Regions from separate parts of the Homo sapiens genome. Here regions 1 and 3 are each linked to region 2. The links are chromatin contacts, found by Hi-C or POLR2A ChIA-PET in ENCODE. All regions are on one chromosome and are shown on one strand. Each heading gives the region's core, a stretch centred on a gene start or an enhancer-like site at or near the end of the contact. The rest is flanking DNA. Distances are from core to core; before and after follow the strand shown. Region 1 holds the start of SPNS3 (SPNS lysolipid transporter 3, sphingosine-1-phosphate (putative)). Region 2 holds the start of MED11 (mediator complex subunit 11). Region 3 holds the start of UBE2G1 (ubiquitin conjugating enzyme E2 G1).

Region 1 (3,909 bases), core at 1,248-3,747, 300 kb before region 2:
ATATCTTCAGAGAAATGTCTGTTCAACTCCTTGGCCCATTTTTGTCCCCCTGATGTTTTTTTTCTTTAGAGATGGGATCTCACTCTGTTGCCCAAGCTGGAGTACAGTGGCATGATTATAGCTCACTGTGGCCTCAACCTCCCAGGCTTAAGTGATCCTTCCACCTCAGCCTCCAGAGTAGCTGGGACTACAGGTCCATGCCACTATGCCCGGCTCTTCACCCATTTTTAAATTGGTTTGTCATTTTATGCTTTAACTTTTTGTTTAGATATAATTTATAACTTATAGAAAGTTTATCATATAGCGTAAAGAAACTCTTATAATCTTTACCCAGATTCATCTATTATTAATATTTGCCCCATTTGTTTTCTTACTATACATATCTAATATTTTTTCCTGAACCGTTTGAGAATGAGTGGCATAAATCATGGCCCTGTACCTCTAGATACTTCAGATAAGGATATTTACTTATTTACTTACATAACCATAGTTCACAGATGCTGATATGCTATTTCTTCCTGATCCAGTTTTATCAGTTGATCCAGTACAGGAGCGAGGTTGGGATCCTGTACTGCTCTTAATTGTCTTATTGTCTTGTCTCTCTTTTTTTTTTTTTTTTTTTTGAGACGGAGTCTTGTTCTGTCACCCAGGCTAGAGTGCAGTGGCACGATCTTGGCTCACTGCAACCTCTGCCTCCCGGGTTCACATGATTCTCCTGCCTCAGCCTCCTGAGTAGCTGGGACTACAGGTGCACACCACCACACCCAGCTACTTTTTTGTGTATTTTTAGTAGAGACAGGGTTTCACTATGTTGGCCAGACTGGTCTCGAACTCCTGACCTCGTGATCCGCCCGCCTGGGCCTCCCAAAGTGCTGGGATTACAGGCATGAGCCACCGCGCCTGGCCTATCTTGTCTCTTTGTTGCTTTTAATCCAAAACAGTCCCTCAGAATATTTTTTTTTTTTCGAGACAGAGTTTTGCTCTTGTTGCCCAGGCTGGAGTGTAATGGCGTGATCTTGGCTCACCACAACCTGTGCCTCCCGGGTTCAAGCAATTCTCCTGCCTCAGCCTCCCGAGTAGCTGAGATTACAGGCACCTGCCACCATGCCTAGTTAGTTTTGTATTTTTAGTAGAGACGGGGTTTCTCCACATTGGTCAGGCTGATCTTGAACTCCCGACCTCAGGTGATCCACCTGCCTCGGCCTCCCAAAGTGCTGGGATAACAAGCGTGAGCCACCACGCCTAGCTCCCTCAGTCTTTCTTAGTCTTTCATGACTCTGACATTTTTCAATATACAGTCCCTTTAAAGAAATAGTGTTTCTCAATTTGGGCTTGTCTGATGTTTTTTCATTTTAAAAATTAAAAAAAAAATTTTTTTTTTTGAGTTGGGGTCTTGCTTTGTCACCCAGCCTGGAGTGCAGTGGCACGAACATGGCTCACTGCAGCCTCGACTTCCCAGGCTAAGGCGATCCTTCCTACCTCAGCCTCCCAAGTAGCTGGGACTGTGGACGCACACCACTACACCCGGCTATTTTTTTTTAAAATTTTTTATTTTTTTGGTATTTTTGTAGCAATGGGGTTTCACCATGTTGCCCAGGCTGGTCACAAACTTCTGGGCTTGGATGATCCTCCTGTCTTGGCCTCCCAGTGTTAGGATTACAGGTGCGAGCCACCGCGTCTGGCTGATGTCTTCTCATGATGAGATTCCGGTTGTGCCTTCCTGGCTGGAATGCCACATAGATGATGCTGTGACCTGCGAAGACCTTCACATCTGGAGGCACACGACACCCTCCTGCCTCTCACAGGTGATTTATTTTAACCCCTTGGTCAAGATGTCTGATTCCTCTACTGTATAGTTACTCTTTTTCCTTTTGTTACTAATAAGCAATCTATCAAGAGATGCTTCGTGACCGTGCTGACACCCTCCCCCCTCACTGAAGTCTTCCCCCCAGATTTAGCCCCCACTGATGAGTTTTGCACACAGGCTGTCTTCTTGTAGGCAGCCCCCTCTGCTACCTTTGTTTTTCCGGGAAGGACCTTAGATCCTGGGTAGGTGCTCATCCTGCCTGGCAGTCGAGTGCAATGCTGCTGTCCTGGCCAATGCCCAGCCTTCCTCATTTGCCCCGGCTTCAAGGCATTGGTTCACAGTCCCGTACGGGCAGCTAGACCATCTCACAGCAAGCAGCACTCTGGGAGGCTCATCTCATTTCCTGCCCTGGAAGCTTCCCTTCCTCACTGCAGCCACTGAAGCTGCAGGCTAGATCAAGGGGACCACAGAGTTGTCCAGTCCCCAGGGTGGGGGTGCCAGGAGCCCTTGTCCTCCGTAGCAGGTCTCAGAGGCTGACGATGGGGAAATCGCACTGGTGAAGCTGCCGTGGGGTCAGGAGGAACCTGCGATAAGACGCCCAACAGTTAGGGCAGGTGCTTTGAGGTTTGGAGCCTGGGACCCCACAGGAAGTGACTTCGTGCTGAGCTAATGTTGCTTCATCCTGGCGCCAGTCTCAGGCCAAGAGCTGCAGGCTGGCATGGCTGGGGGGATGTCAGCGGAGTGCCCTGAGCCTGGGCCAGGAGGTCTGCAGGGCCAGTCCCCAGGGCCAGGCAGGCAGTGTCCCCCTCCCATCACGCCCACCTCCTGGAGCCTGCCCCCGTGGAGGGCCTACGTGGCTGCCGCCGTCCTCTGCTACATCAACCTCCTGAATTACATGAACTGGTTCATCATTGCAGGTGAGGAGGGGATGGCTACCCTGGGCAGTACCTGCTGCTGTGCCCACCAGCCAGGGGCTGCAGATCCATGGTGGCCTTCCAGCCATCACCCATCTTTCTGCTCCTGGGCCCATCTCTGGTGTTCTCACCTCTAGAGGTGGTTTTCAGCTGTGCTCGAATCGGGGAGGACCAACTGATGTTCCCAATCCAGCCTCAACTAAGAAGGGACACAGGCTGGGCATGGTGGCTCCCGCTTGTAATTCCAGCACTTTGGGAGGCTGAGGCAGGAAGATTGCTTGAGCCCAGGAGTTTGAGACCAACCTGGACAACATAGTGAGACTCTGTCTCTATTTATTTATTTTTTTTTTTGAGACAGAGTCTCGCTCTGTCGCCCAGGCTGGAGTGTAGTGGCGCAATCTCAGCTCACTGCAACCTCTGTCTCCCAGGTTCAAGTGATTCTCCTGCCTCAGCCTCCCGAGTAGCTGGGATTACAGGCGTGCACCACCACATCCGGCTAATTTTTGTATTTTGAGTAGAGGAGGAGTAGGGACGGGGTTTTACCATGCTAGTCAGGCTGGTCTCGAACTCCTGACCTCAGGTGATCCACCCGCCTCGGCCTCCCAAAGTGCTGGGATTACAGGCATGAGCCACCGTGCCCGGCCTTTTTTTTTTTTCTTGAGACAGAGTCTCAATCTGTTGCCCAGGCTGGAGTGCAGTGGCGCGATCTCGGCTCACTGCAACTTCTGCCTCCCAGGTTCAAGCGATTCCTATCTCAGCCTCCCGAGTAGCTGGGACTACAGGCGCATACCACCATGCCAGGCTAGTTTTTGTATTTTTAGTAGAGACGGGGTTTTGCCGTGTATGCCAGGCTGTCTCGAACTCCAGACCTCAGGTGATCCGCCTGCCTCGGCCTCCCAAAGTGTTGGGATTATAGGCATGAGCCCCTGCGCCCAGCCGAAACTCTGTCTCTATTTAAAAAATTAAAAATATTTTAGGGCTGGGTGCGGTGGCTCAGGCCTGTAATCCCAGCACTGTGGGAGGCCAAGGTGGGCGGATCACTTGAAGTGAGGACTTTGTGACCAGCCTGGGCAACATGGTGAAACCCCGTCTCTACTAAAACTACAAAAATTAGCCGAGCATGGTAGCGGGCACCTGTAATCTCAGCTACTGGGGAGGCTGAGGCAGAGAATTGCTTGAACCTGGGAG
Region 2 (3,682 bases), core at 1-2,500:
TACAGGCATGCGCCACCATGCCCAGCTAATTCTGTATTTTTAGTAGAGACGGGGTTTCTCCATGTTGGTCAGGCTGGTCTCGAACTCCTGACCTCAGGTGATCCACCCGCCTCGGCCTCCCAAAGTGCTGGGATTACAGGTGTGAGCCACCAAACCCAGCCTTTATTTTTTAAATATAGGAGATGGGGTCTCACTATATTGCCCAGGCTGGTCTCGAAGTCCTTAGTTCAAGTGATCCTCCCACCTCAGCCTCCCAAAGAGCTGAAATTACAGGAGTGAGCCACCATGCCCAGCCCCCAAATTTTTTTATAAAGACAGTATCTCACTATGTTCCCCAGGCTAGACCATTCAGTTTAACTGAGTCTAACCTTCATGTGCTAACCTTGGGCAAACTAGTTTCATTCTTGATAATCTACTATAAACTGTTACAAACGATCTTTCCAAAAAAGGTAATTCTGGTCATAACACACTTCTTAAAAACCCTTTAAAGGCTCAAATGTCTTCAGACTCAAGTCCAAAGTACATAGCTTGCAAGCCTTTTCCTGATTCCGCTCCTCTCTCCAGCCTCACCATTGTCATACCTAACCCCCACCACGCTCCGTTCACTCCAGGCAGGCAGAATCCCTTGCTGGACTCCACATGCGCTGTTCCCGTCACAGCACCATGCTGTTGCCTATGCCGTCTCCCTTTTCCACTACAAGCTTTCATCCACGTAGTTCACCTTTAAGATTCAGCTCACGCCTGTAATCCCAGCACTTTGGGAGGCCGAAGAGGGTGGATCGCTTGAGGTCGAGTTCGAGACCAACCTGGCCAACATGGTGAAACCCCGTCTCTACTAAAAATACAAAAATCAGCCGGGCGTGGTGGCGGGCGCCTATAATCCCAGGCACCCGGGAAGCTGAAGCAGGAGAATCGCTTGAACCTGGGAGGTGGAGGTTGCAGGGAGGGAGATCTTGCGACTGCACTCCAACCTGGACGACAGAGTAAGACTGTCTCATAAATAAATAAACTTGTGTAGAATAAACTAGAGGCCACAGACAGTGTCAAGAAGATGGACAGGTCTGAATGGCCTCGGGCTAGGGGATATTCCACTGTCGCCTCTGACTACGGGTGGTCCTGTGGCTGAGGCGCAGCGGGCCCTGGGAGTTGTAGTTCATCAAGCGGACCGAGGAGGCGAGGCTGCGCTGAGCATCCTGGGAATCGTAGTGCTCGCTACACGGTGCCCTCTGCGCAGGCGCACACCGAGAGCCACTTCCGGAACAAGCGTCGCGTTTCTGAGGAGAAACTCTTGGTGAGAATTCCCAGAGTGATAATGGCTACCTACAGCCTGGCGAACGAGAGACTACGCGCTCTGGAAGACATTGAACGGGAAATCGGCGCCATCCTTCAGAATGCAGGTTCGGGATGCGACAACCTGGACAGCGGGGAGCGAAAGCGTGACCGGGCTGCACTGGCAGCCTGACCTGGGACTTGGAGCAGGGTTGGGGAGGGAATCCTACGTGCGTGCGCAGCGAAAGGGCGGGACTGAGAGGGGCTGGCCTAGGGAGAGGCTACACTGGCAGTCTCCGTGTGTCCCCGCCCTCTCTCCGCCCTGGCAGGTACTGTGATCCTAGAATTGTCCAAGGAAAAAACTAACGAGCGGCTCCTAGACCGGCAGGCGGCGGCCTTCACCGCTTCAGTGCAACACGTGGAGGCGGAGCTGTCAGCTCAGATCCGCTACCTCACCCAGGTCGGTGTGTCTGGGGGGTTCTGCGAGCGAACCCCAGCTCTGGGTCAAAGCCTCAGGCTTGGGTGATCCAGGGTGGAGCATTAACTGGGCAGGACCAGACCTCCCCAGCCGGCCATCCAGAGCGGGTTTCTTCCTCTAAAAGGAAAGAATGGGCCGGGCGCAGTGGCTTGACAGAGTTCGAGACCAGCCTGGCCAACACGGTGAAACCTCGTCTCTACTAAAAATATAAAAATTAGGCCAGGCTCGGTGGCTCACTCCTGTAATCCCAGCACTTTGGGAGGCTGAGGCGGGTGGATCATCTGAGGTCAGGAGTTCGAGACCAGCCTGGCCAACATGGTGAAACTCCGTCTCTACTAAAAATACAAAAATTAGCTGGGCTGGTAGCGGGCACCTGTAATCCCAGCTACTTGGAAGGGTGAGGCAGGAGAATCGCTTGAACCCAGGAGGTGGAGGTTGCAGTGAGCCAAGATTGCAGCACTGCACTCCAGCCTGGGTGACAAAGCAAGACTGTCTCAAAAAAAAAAAAAGCCGGGCTTGGTGGTGAGTACCGGTAACCCCAGCTACTTGGAAGGCTGAGGCAGGAGAATCGCTTGAACCCAGGAGGCGGAGGTTGTTGTACTTAGCCGAGATCATGCCATTGCACTCCAGCCTGGGTAACAGAGCAAAAACTCTGTCTCAAAAAATAATAAATAATAAAATGAAAGAATTAAAGGTGGCCCTGCATACCTCACTGGGTAACATCACATGTGCCTAGCAGAAGATGTGTAAATAATGCTAGAACTACAGAACTTTGTCACTGGAAACTTGGCCTGACCTCCAGGCCACGAGGTCCCAAATCCTTATATCCTGAGAAGAGGGACAGGATTGAGAAGGTTCTGAAATCGTCGCAGGGACCACTACCATTACTAATTTTTACGGTGTGCCAGATACTCTGCATTACTTTATCTAATCCTCAACAACTCTAGGAAGTAGTTATTGTCACCCCCATTTTACAGACAAGATTAACATAAGTTAAATGATTTATTTACCCAGCTACCAGATGGCCTAACAAATTCAAACTCAGGGAAGAAATGAGACGAGACCTGATGCCTGGTTGGAGTTAGGGTAAAGGAGATGGTGCTCCATTGATAGTCTGTCTTGTAGGTGGCCACAGGGCAGCCCCATGAGGGCTCCAGCTACTCTTCGAGGAAGGACTGTCAGATGGCTCTGAAGCGAGTGGACTATGCCCGCCTCAAGCTCAGTGATGTGGCTCGAACCTGTGAGCAGATGCTGGAGAACTAGGCCAGGGAGATGGACCCAGAGCTGAGAGGGAGACCATCACCTGTGCCATGGGACAGAACCTGGGAACATGTAGGGTGGGGAGTATGAGCACCAACATACCCTGCTGGTCAAAGTACCCTAGGACAAAGGGGCAAATGGTGGGCATGGAAAAACTGAAGCCCGAGCCTGCCCACAGCTATGCTTTGGCCTCTCCAGCAGGGTGCTCCTGCTCTGCACTCCAGAAACACCCTGACAGGCTCAGAGAGGAGATGGAAACTGACATACCCAACCCACTTCCTCAAACACTTCATGCTGCTGCCCCAGCCTTCCCGCAGACTTGGCCTAATGAAAATACATACTTCTTCATTCGGAGAGACAAAACAAGAACTAGAGTTTTAATGATAATAAAAGCAATAATAATAAAAGCAATAACAATAAAAACAAGATCAGACTCTCACTGGGGTAGGCAAGGGACTGAGGAGGTGAAACCAACCCGTATGGTGTCCCAGCACGGCACCTGCTAAGGAGGGAGGGTGGGAAAGCCCAGGCCTTCGCTGCGGGTACAGGAGGATGCAGGAGAGGGCTGAGGTGGGGGAGGAACAACTGGTGTACTGGGAGAGAGATTTGGGACGAGGGGGAACCATCAGCAAAAAATGAAGCCAGGAATCACAGTAAGGGCGCAAGGGCTGAGGC
Region 3 (3,447 bases), core at 914-3,413, 360 kb before region 2:
TCTCCTGACCTCGTGATCCGCCCGCCTCGGCCTCCCAAAGTGCTGGGATTACAGGTGTGAGCCACCGCGCCCGGCCCTTCTTTTTTTTGAACAGAGTCTCGCTCTGTTGCCCAGGCTGGAAAGCAATGGCGCGATCTCAGCTCACTGCAACGATGCCTCCCGCGTTCAAGCAATTCTCCCGCCTCAGCCTCCTGAGTAGCTGGGATTACAGGCGCCCTCCGCCACGCCCGAATAATTTTTTGTATTTTTAGTAGTGACGGGGGTTTCACCACTTTGGCCAGGCTGGCCCTGAACTCCTGTCCTAAGGTGATCCGCCAGCCTCGGCCTCCCGAAGTGCTGGGATTACAGGCGTGAGCCAGCGCGCCCGGCCTCAGTGCTTTTCCAGCACATAATTTTTATGAGTATCCTGTAGTATCATTAGAACTTCTCCATTTACTGCAAGCTAACTCCCCCTGAGCATCTAGAACTTTAATACTTGTCCAAACCTGCTTGCTCATGGTCTAATAATAAACCCAATTATACAATCTGTAAGAACCCCTGACAACCTTTTCCTTAAGAAGCCATAAAGGTGATTTAACGAACACCTCAAACTCTTAGTAAATGTATTTCAAAAACAGATTTCATCACTCCAGTCTTTGGCTTCTGCTGAGGGCTAGAGGCTACTGGTTTTAGAGTGGGTAGGGGGAAGATCGCTTGAACTGAGAATGACACACGCCGGGTGTTGTACAGCAGGGGTAAGTGCTGGTTCATTTCTCTTTAAATCTGGCAGCACGTGGGGCTGCATTGTGAAGCCACCAACCCGCCTCCCCCCTTCCACTCCGCACACGGACGTCTCCACTGCGCATGCTCCGCGCACACAGTCCTAGCAGAGTAGGAGCCAACCCCCTAAAAAGTCAACCTGGAAGCCGCAAACGGCCGGAGGCCGGGACAATGGGGGAGGGGGGCCGCAGGCTCCTCGGGGAGGCCGACCCGGCCGCCGCCCCGGGCCAGAGCCTGCGGGCGCAGCTCCGGGGTTTGCAGGCCTGCGCAGCAGCCGGAATCGCGGCGAGCACAAAGCCCGGAGCCGGCCAGCGAGCGGCTCTCCCCGCGGCCCGCTCCTACCCTCCCCCAGCCGGGCGGCGCAGCCGGAGCCCGTGCCAGGCGGAGGCAGGCGAGGCGGCGATCCGCACTCCGCCAGGGTCTCCGGCACCCTCGCGCCCGCGTGGAGGCCGCCGAGGCCAGCGCTTTTGTTGTCGGCCCCAACTCCGCGGACCCAGCGCCGCCCGGGGAGAAGTTTTGTGCGCCTCACCTATCCCGCCAGGGCCGGTCCCTTCCGCCCGCCCTCAGACACCGAGCCGGGGACTCGCAGCCGCACTGGGTCCGGACGCTCCAGCCGGCCCCGAAGGTCCGGCGGCCCCGGCAGCACCTGAACCCGGGACCCGCCCCTCCAAGCTGGCGGCCCCGGCCTGGGGACCCGCACACAGCCCCTCCCCCGCAACGTCCTACAGAACGGTGGGGGAGGGGACCTCCTCCTCTCCGACCCCCCGGGCGCCAGGCCCAGTCCCTGGGCCGGAGCTGGGTCGCGTCCCCGCCCCCAGTGCCCTCCAAGAGCCGGGCGAGAACGGCTGGGCCCGGCCGGGACCGGAGCCTCGAGGTCCCCACCCTCGCAGGCCCGGGCCCCTTCGGCAGTACGGCCGCTGGCCCGGGAGGAGAAGAGGGACTGGGCTGCGGCTGTCCGCGATCGCGGCCGGGCCCGGCGCCCCGCCGCCCGCCTGCTCACCTGCCAGCTGTCTTCGCAGTAGCAGTGCCGACTGCAGCTCCGTCATCCTCCCTGCCGAGGGCCCGGGCTGGCGCCGGGGCTTCCGAAGGGCTGGGGACAGGCTCTGGGGGCGGCTGGAGCGGGGTGTGCCGAGGAACCCGGGCCCCGCGACCGGAGCGCCGGAGCCGAGGAAGGCCGGGCTGAGGCGGCGGGAGCGGCGCCTCGCTGCCGGTGCGAGTCCGCTCGCTTCAGCTCTTTTCACAGCGACTCACGCCCGGAAGGGGAGGGTGCCCGGGCTGCCGCGGCGCGCACTGGGACTTCGCTCGCCCGCTTCCCTCCTTCAACCCGCCCGTCGGCCCCACCGGTGCCTTCCCCCGCCACTGCCTCACTGCGCGCAGGGCCGCTCGGCGCAGGCGCGCTGAGACTGCCGACTTGGGAAGCGTCCCGCCCGCTAGCCCGACCCCTCGGCCTCCCGCCCCGCCCCCGGCGGCGGAACCCCGCCCCTTGAGCGCAGTTGTCCCGTCCGCCGCCATTTTGGGAAGGTCGACGCCCGGCTGCCAGCCCAAGCCTCCGCTGGTAGACGCCCCGCGGACGCCATGACAAAGAGGTCGCAGAGGGTCAAATACAGCCTCTGGATTGAAGCAGTGGATATAGGAGCGAAGAGGCCAGAAGAAGTGGTAGATGTCTAGTCCTTGGCGAGCGCCCAAAAGCCATCTAACACTGCCACATGGTGTGCGAAGTAGGAATTGTTAGAAAGCCGAAGTTAGTACTGGTGTGCCCCATTTTAACCAAACATCAAAATAGAGGCAATATATGATGATAACTCACTTTACATGAAGAGTGCACAAAAAAAGCCACCGCGTCCGGCCCTATTATTATTGAGCCACCGAGACCGGCCCTGTTATTATTATCATTTATGGACGGCAATTCTCTCTGTCGCCCAGGCTGGAGTGCAGTGATCATAGCTCACTGCAGCTTGGAACTCCTGGGCTTAAGGGATCCTCCCATCTGAGTCTCCTTAGTATCTGGGATTACAGGTACACACCACCATGCCCTGCTATTTTTTTATTTGCTTTATAGAGATCGGGGGGTTTGACGGGGCGCGGTGGCTCATGCTTGTAATCCCAGCACTTTGAGAGGCCGAGGTGGGCAGATCACCTGAGGTCACGAGTTCGAGACCATCCTGGCCAACATGGTGAAACCTGGTCTCTACTAAAAATACAAAAATTAGCCCAGCCTGGTGGCAGGCGCCTGTACTCCCAGCTACCAGGGAGGCTGAGAAAGGAGAATTGCTTGAACCTAGGAGGCAGAGATTGCAGTGAGCCGAGATGGTGCCACTGCACTCCAGCATGGCCGACAGAGAGAGACTCCGTCTCACAAAAAAAAAAAAAAAGGAGGGGGGGGCCAGAGGTCTCTCTGTGTTGCCCAGGCTGGTCTCAAACTCCTGGGTTCAAGCAGTCCTTCCAACTCGGCCTCCCAAAGTGTTAGCATTACAAGTGTGAACCACTGCCCCCTATCAAATAGACCAAAGGGACCATTTTGATATTTCACTTTACCAAATCAAGGAAATTTACTTCTATTCCTAGTTTCTTTCTTTTTTATTTTATTTATTTATTTATTTATTTTTTGAGACAGCCTTGTTCTGTCGCCCAGGCTGGAGTGCAGTGGCGTGATCTTGGCCCACTGCAACCTCTGCCTCTCAGGTTCCC

Evidence for each region. A loop is a pair of places that touch in the nucleus more often than their neighbours do. ChIA-PET counts read pairs that join two places held with the same protein, here RNA polymerase II (POLR2A). Pooled maps may share reads with other maps.
Region 1: a pooled map shows a loop between it and region 2 (2.4-fold over the local background). The contact joins the promoter of SPNS3 here to the promoter of MED11 in region 2. A Hi-C loop is called at or near these places in 4 of 50 pooled maps. POLR2A ChIA-PET finds 5 or more read pairs at or near these places in 2 of 52 experiments (WTC11 and activated CD4-positive, alpha-beta T cell).
Region 3: a loop to region 2 is called in a map of CD8-positive, alpha-beta T cell, with 8 times the contacts of the local background. The contact joins the promoter of UBE2G1 here to the promoter of MED11 in region 2. A Hi-C loop is called at or near these places in 1 of 168 maps with a recorded cell type or tissue (CD8-positive, alpha-beta T cell) and 9 of 50 pooled maps. POLR2A ChIA-PET finds 5 or more read pairs at or near these places in 1 of 52 experiments (activated B cell).

Annotation. Positions count from the first base shown.
Region 1 is chr17:4,431,443-4,435,351 of GRCh38, forward strand. SPNS3 (SPNS lysolipid transporter 3, sphingosine-1-phosphate (putative)) reads left to right here and starts at 2,498. Exons shown (of 12, transcript NM_182538.5): 1 at 2,498-2,724. The coding sequence starts at 2,526. RefSeq lists an enhancer at 2,560-3,214.
Region 2 is chr17:4,730,178-4,733,859 of GRCh38, forward strand. It overlaps MED11 (mediator complex subunit 11), which reads left to right and starts at 1,251. Exons shown (of 3, transcript NM_001001683.4): 1 at 1,251-1,397; 2 at 1,599-1,729; 3 at 2,873-3,430. The coding sequence starts at 1,313. The coding sequence ends at 3,010. CXCL16 (C-X-C motif chemokine ligand 16) reads right to left here. Exons shown (of 6, transcript NM_001386809.1): 6 at 3,356-3,682. RefSeq lists enhancers at 1,048-1,187, 1,087-1,906, 1,198-1,247.
Region 3 is chr17:4,364,512-4,367,958 of GRCh38, forward strand. UBE2G1 (ubiquitin conjugating enzyme E2 G1) reads right to left here and starts at 2,164. Exons shown (of 6, transcript NM_003342.5): 1 at 1,760-2,164. The coding sequence starts at 1,805. RefSeq lists silencers at 805-1,584, 1,635-2,334 and enhancers at 1,497-2,183, 2,003-2,297.